Regions from separate parts of the Homo sapiens genome. Here region 1 is linked to region 2. A link is an interaction called in ENCODE POLR2A ChIA-PET data of the cell type or tissue named here. Cell type or tissue: MCF 10A. All regions are shown on one strand. Each heading gives the region's core, and the rest is flanking DNA. Links, peaks and the distances in the headings are about the cores only.

The links. Peaks named below come from ENCODE experiments on the same cell type or tissue, not always from the same donor. Only the 100,000 strongest peaks of a DNase experiment are listed, where the experiment ranks them.
Region 1: POLR2A ChIA-PET joins it to region 2 with 5 read pairs; 4 of 35 experiments call an interaction of 5 or more read pairs at or near these places.

The regions. Positions count from the first base shown.
Region 1 is chr12:76,047,856-76,050,674 of GRCh38, forward strand. It overlaps NAP1L1 (nucleosome assembly protein 1 like 1), which reads right to left. Exons shown (of 15, transcript NM_004537.7): 12 at 2,676-2,798; 13 at 1,901-1,930; 14 at 1,345-1,395; 15 at 1-609. The coding sequence ends at 574. Among named protein-coding and RNA genes, the nearest start is that of PHLDA1-DT, 17 kb to the left of the region's middle. In MCF 10A, for the core only: no CTCF peak of the experiment used is centred there; no DNase peak of the experiment used is centred there.
Region 2 is chr12:76,265,885-76,268,703 of GRCh38, forward strand. The region is part of intron 1 of LNCOG (lncRNA osteogenesis associated); the gene reads left to right. Among named protein-coding and RNA genes, the nearest start is that of LNCOG, 7.4 kb to the left of the region's middle. In MCF 10A, for the core only: no CTCF peak of the experiment used is centred there; a DNase peak (open chromatin) is centred at 1,127.

The DNA of each region.
Region 1 (2,819 bases), core at 188-2,687, 220 kb before region 2:
TTAACTATGTCACCTAAAACACAATAATCCATTAACACTCTAATAACAGTTATTGGGTGTGGTCATACTGGAAATTCTTAACCATATAGTTGTCTTGCCAATTTTTTTTTTAAACAATAAATTGTCTTAGTATAAGTCACTGCATTTCTGTAACAAAGTAATGAAAGGCACAGCTAATCCAAGCGGACTTAACCCTATTCAACAACCAGCTGAAAAAATACTTTGGTTCTTCAAGGAAAAAATTACAAAAAAAAAAAAAAGGTATTTCCTTTAACAGTTGTTAATTTTCATAGCTGTACTCCAAGAGCTACATAAAAATATTCCAGAAGAACCAAATTATGTAGCAATGAATGAACATGCGTGACAGAATTTGTGCATTCAACATAGCTGGCAGAAAAACTAGTTAAAATGCTAGGTAGAACAAATTGGTCTTTAAAATATCAGTTTCCTGTCCTTTAAAAAAAAATTACCTAGTCTACCAAGAAAATACAAAAACATAAGGCTGTAAGTAAATAAGAGTTGTGTTTAGGCTATTACAGTGCAGGTTATCCTCAAGGCCACATACATCCTGCTTCACTGCTGCTTGCACTCTGCTGGGTTTTGATCCTTCTGTTAAAGGAAAACAACAAGTCAATCTATCTTCTTCTACCTGCTTCAGTGAATTTCTCAATAGTAATTACTGCCTTAATTATAACAGTAGCTCACTGTTGTCAAAAGAAATGGTATAGGACAATGGTGGTAAATTATTTATTTTATTAGCAAGTCACTGAAATGCTAAAATCAAGCTCAAACTTTACACTGTAGAATTAACTCCATAAAATGTGACACACGCTAAACCATAATCTTAAAAAAATAAAGTTACCAAGCAATTTATGTTAGTTATATTACCAATCAGCTTTGTTTTTGCTAATCCTAATATAACAAATTCTCAGGAATAATAGACTAGGACTCTCAGGGACTGAGTAAGAGTAGTTGGAAGGATCTAACAAACTGCACTGCTCCCCAGTTCCCGAACACTCCTACAACCAGATCTTTTAAAAACCTTTATTTTCTAATGCTTAAAAACTGTTACAAATCGTCCCATTAAAATAGAATCCTAGGGTTCACTGTACCTGAAACTATAAAAAGCACGAAGTCCAAACAAAAAACAATGTTTTTTAGAAAAACGTCCACTGAAATTATGTGTACTGTTCACAATGCCAGTGGGACTGAAAAAACAAAGTTATCCAGTCAATAGGCTTTATTTATTAAAGACTTTAACGGAGAGAAACTTGATATTCAAAAACACCAACTCTTACTTTAGCTATCTTAAATTTAATAGAAAGCAGCACTAATTTTGCTCACCTTTGGGTCATAGTCTGGATCATTTTCCTCATCTCCTTCTTCTTCCCCTTCCTATATTAAAGTTCAAAATGCATCCATGAAGTATGTACATAGTAGGTAAACTGGCTCATAATGTAGGGAAAATTTAATACAAGTTACTCTACGGATCAACAGATTTTCATGATTACAGACTTTGATGATAATACAATTTAATTTGAAAGCTTCTAATATGAAAAATTTCCCAACACAACTTGAGACATCCAGACAGCTTTTATTGAAAATAGTTACTGCAGCCAACGTTGGAAAAGTTTACTGCAGCTTTTGACTTCTTCAAAGAGCTGATAACCCTGCAGCAGAACAAAATTATTTGAAATAAAAAAATGTTGCTGAGTTTTGCAATTTATTTATTGAAACCTTATACATACATTGTTTGGCTGTAGAATTCTAAAATCATGTTTTCCAAAATGTTTTTATCCCAAATCACAGAATGATTATAGCAAAGGAATACATAAGTCATTCAATTTGCTTCTCAATGTGTTAACCACAGAGAATTATTTGCTCATTTGGTAAACATTACCTCATCCGCTTCTTCACCTTCTTCATCATACTGAAAAGGAAAAACAGCGTTAAGTGTTGAGTGAATGTAACACACATTTCAGAGTAGCATCAGTAACATTTATCACTGTATAAACTAGTGTCTAAAAAGAGAAAACCTACTTTCCTATCAAGGGGCTGATTATAAATTAAAACACATAGTAGCTGCAAGAATCACTCTGCTCACTGCCAATTTATAAAATTAAAGAACAGAGTACAATCATGTGGATAAAGTGGATGATCAGACAAGTATTACTGTAAATATTACTCACCTACACTTAAGTGTGGAATGCACTGTACGAAAAGGACCTAAAGCCTACTCTAACAATTGCCGTTGAGCAATAAACATATTCAAAACATCTATATGCAACCTAATCTTAACCTAACCATCATTCAATACTACCTTGAATAGAAATTCTATGCCTCCCAGTAAATGTTTTCTTGTGCACTAAAGAAAGTCCTAGCTCTGTGAAGTCAAGGCAAGGGCATAATAGATCTATAGCACTAACCAAACATAAAAAAGTTTCATAAACTCAGAACAATCTTATTAGCAGAAAATTAAAAGCTAAGATAAATGAATCCAAAAATCCTAAGGAGACATACTTAAAACCCAGAAAAGCTATATACAGAACATCAGTAATTAGCCTAATTTTGAATTATATTATGTCCTGCTTCTTAAAAACTAAACTAATCTATTACCAATTCTGACCACTATACCCTCAACCAATTATTTCTTTGCAGGATTCAAATTCGCTTACATCATCATCATCATCTTCAATAGCTTCTCCAGTAAAATATAACACTGATCTTGGGATTATACGCTCACGTAAAAAGTGACCAATTTCGAAGTCTGCAGCAAGGATAGCTTCAGCATCATCATCCTATTTTTAAAGGAAAACAAA
Region 2 (2,819 bases), core at 164-2,663:
TCTATTTTACTCTATTAGCATTAAAGCTCTTAAATTCCGTAGGCAGCTGTGATGGTTAAATTTTTGTGTGTCAGATTGGCTAGACCATGACCATGACCACGATCATTGGCATGACCATTTGTTTGGACAAATACCAGTCTAGACGTTGATGTGAAGTATTTTGTAGATGCAGTTAAGATATACCACCAGTTGACTTTAAGTAAAGGAGATTACCCTTGATATTGTTGGTGGACCTCATACAATTAGTTGAGGGCCTTAATAGCAAAAACAGATTGTTTTGGGGAAGAATTTCTACCTTAAGACTGTAACATAGAAACCCTGCCTGAATTTCCAACCTATGGAATTGCCCTACAGATTTCAGATTTACCAGCCCCCCACCACCACAGCCTTCTAAATATTCACATTATTTTCAGTGTTCAATTTTTGCAGTGTATAGTAGCTTGCTTCATAACAAACTAGTAGTATATGTTCGCTTCATTGTCAAATCCACTTAATTAACATATCATCATGATTTGCATTCTTTGCCCTTTAAAGTGTTTTCCTATTTTTCATTAGTTCTTAGTCATTGTTGCACAGGAAATCTTCTACAACTTGCCGTTCTGTTTTTTAAGTCATATATTGTTTTGATTCTGATACTGTATTTTTCAAGACAGATAGCAGGATCTATCTTCTGTAATAACTTTACTTATAATATTATTGATTTCAACAGGCACTTCCTTTTCTTCCTTTCCCTCTCTTCATTGTTACCTATAAGGGCAGCTTTAACTCTTCTCAAAGAGTGAAATTAACCCCAAATTTCAAAATAACAAAAATGTACACAGTAGACATGATAGTGCTGGGTAGGGGCTCTGAGACATAACCAATGGTCAAAAAGGTTTTTGCCACTATGTGAGGTTTTTTCCCACACTGGCAAAAGAGCTTCTGTTTTTCAGAGCCTTTTAAATTTTATAATTGTGGAGAAAGGATTATGAATCTGTACCTGTCTCCTGCTAAAATGTCACACATTTTGAAATGTACTTGTCCTTGTTTGACTAAGCATTAAGACAAAGTGTTCTCTGCAACGAGAGCTCTTCTTGCCACCCACTTGTGTTACACATAGTACATTAATGAGGTGACTGTGATCTCATCCTCCTGGCTTGCCTTCCTTGGCTCAGATTCCAGAGAAGCAGCCGTCAGGTCCTCCAGATCCTTTGGGCTGAGCTGACTGATGACCTTACCATGGGACTCACAGCTCCTTGCTGCTCCAACATTTTAAGTTCTGGATAAGCTAGTACCCAAAAGGAGTCCTTTTTACTACCAATACCAAATCCTCCAAGAGCTTCCCTCACTCTCTTAGGGCCTCTACTGCCCAAATGCTGGTCCCCAGTGAATATGCCTTCTCAGTCCCCAACTCTATGCCATCTGGTAGGAATATAGGGAGCTGGAGGGATTTATGGCTAAGGGATCCTGCACACTTGAATTCCATCTGTCCTGCAGTAAACGATATACACAGAAAAGGATGGTGGGCAAAGAGGCACGTTCTATTTAGCTGGGCTCTGGCTCAAGCCCCAGTGTAGAGTCTTGTGAACTGGAGTAGACCACATGCAACTTGGTGAACGTATTTTGCCTAGACGAGGCTGAGCTCTTAGGCTTTTGTCTCAGGCTCTGGCCCTGCAAAAGAAAAGGCATCCTGAAGCCTACAGCATGGCCACACCCTTCCCCGTTGGGAGTGAAATGAGAGGAAGTGGAGGGAGCACGAGGAGCTGCTAAAATCTAGTCAACTGCATCTCTGTTTTTTATCTTTGACCCATTGTTCAATAGGCTTAACATCCAGGCCCATCTTCTCTGATCTCTTAGGATAAAAAGTGCCCAAAGAGTCAGTGTCAGCAGAACATTTTTGCACGAACTGACTGGTTTAATGTTTTCCACTAAGACTGTAAACCCCAAGAAGGGTTCAGTGACCCTTCTTGCCCTTGATGGTGTTCTTGAGGGAAGAGCAAAGGTAGCAGGAATGTGGAACTCTGAGCTGCTTATGGCCAACCTAGGGGATGCTTTATGAAGTGATGGTTGAATAAATTAAAATGGAACAAGACTTCCTATAATCACAATCATCGTCTATCTCAGAATGTAGCACAAAAGATACCACTGAAGTTATTTGCTTCCTTGCTACCTTGGAGGAGAAACAAAAATCTCTCTAGCTTTGAGCTATGGCTAACTGAGGCAGTAAGAGGTGTAAATGCTGTCTTTGGAAACCTGGGATCCAAATAAATCCCAACTTCCTTTTCACTTGTGTTCCCTTCTCTACTTTGGGAAGCAAATCAGAGACATTGAAGATGGTGGCACTGCCAAATATATCAGACCTCAACATGTACTCTGTAGTAAAGTCTACCCTTCAACAAAAAAGAGCACTACCACAAGATATTTATTCTTATCTTACTCTCTGAATTAAAATCCTGACCTGAGGCACTTCTCTGTCTGCATTATTTTCAGAAGAGTCTAGATCTGAAATCTAATTATATTGCATATTAAAACACCAATATTGATGTTATTCCATCAAGCCCTGTCATACTTTGCAGGCTACATCCTTTTGGCCCCGATTTGTCTTCATTCATGTTACTTGAATCATCTTGATGAAATGCTCTGAATCTGTCTGGGAGAAAGTTTATTTTGATATCTGATCTGATCCAGACCTATTCTCAAGTCCCTTTGAAAACTCACTGGTAATATGCAGTCATTTGCTAATTGAAATTTGACCAATAATTAGCCAAGGATATTCTTTTGTTCAATTATCTTATGATAGCTGGCCAGATGCAATGGCTCACGCCTGTAATCCCAGCACT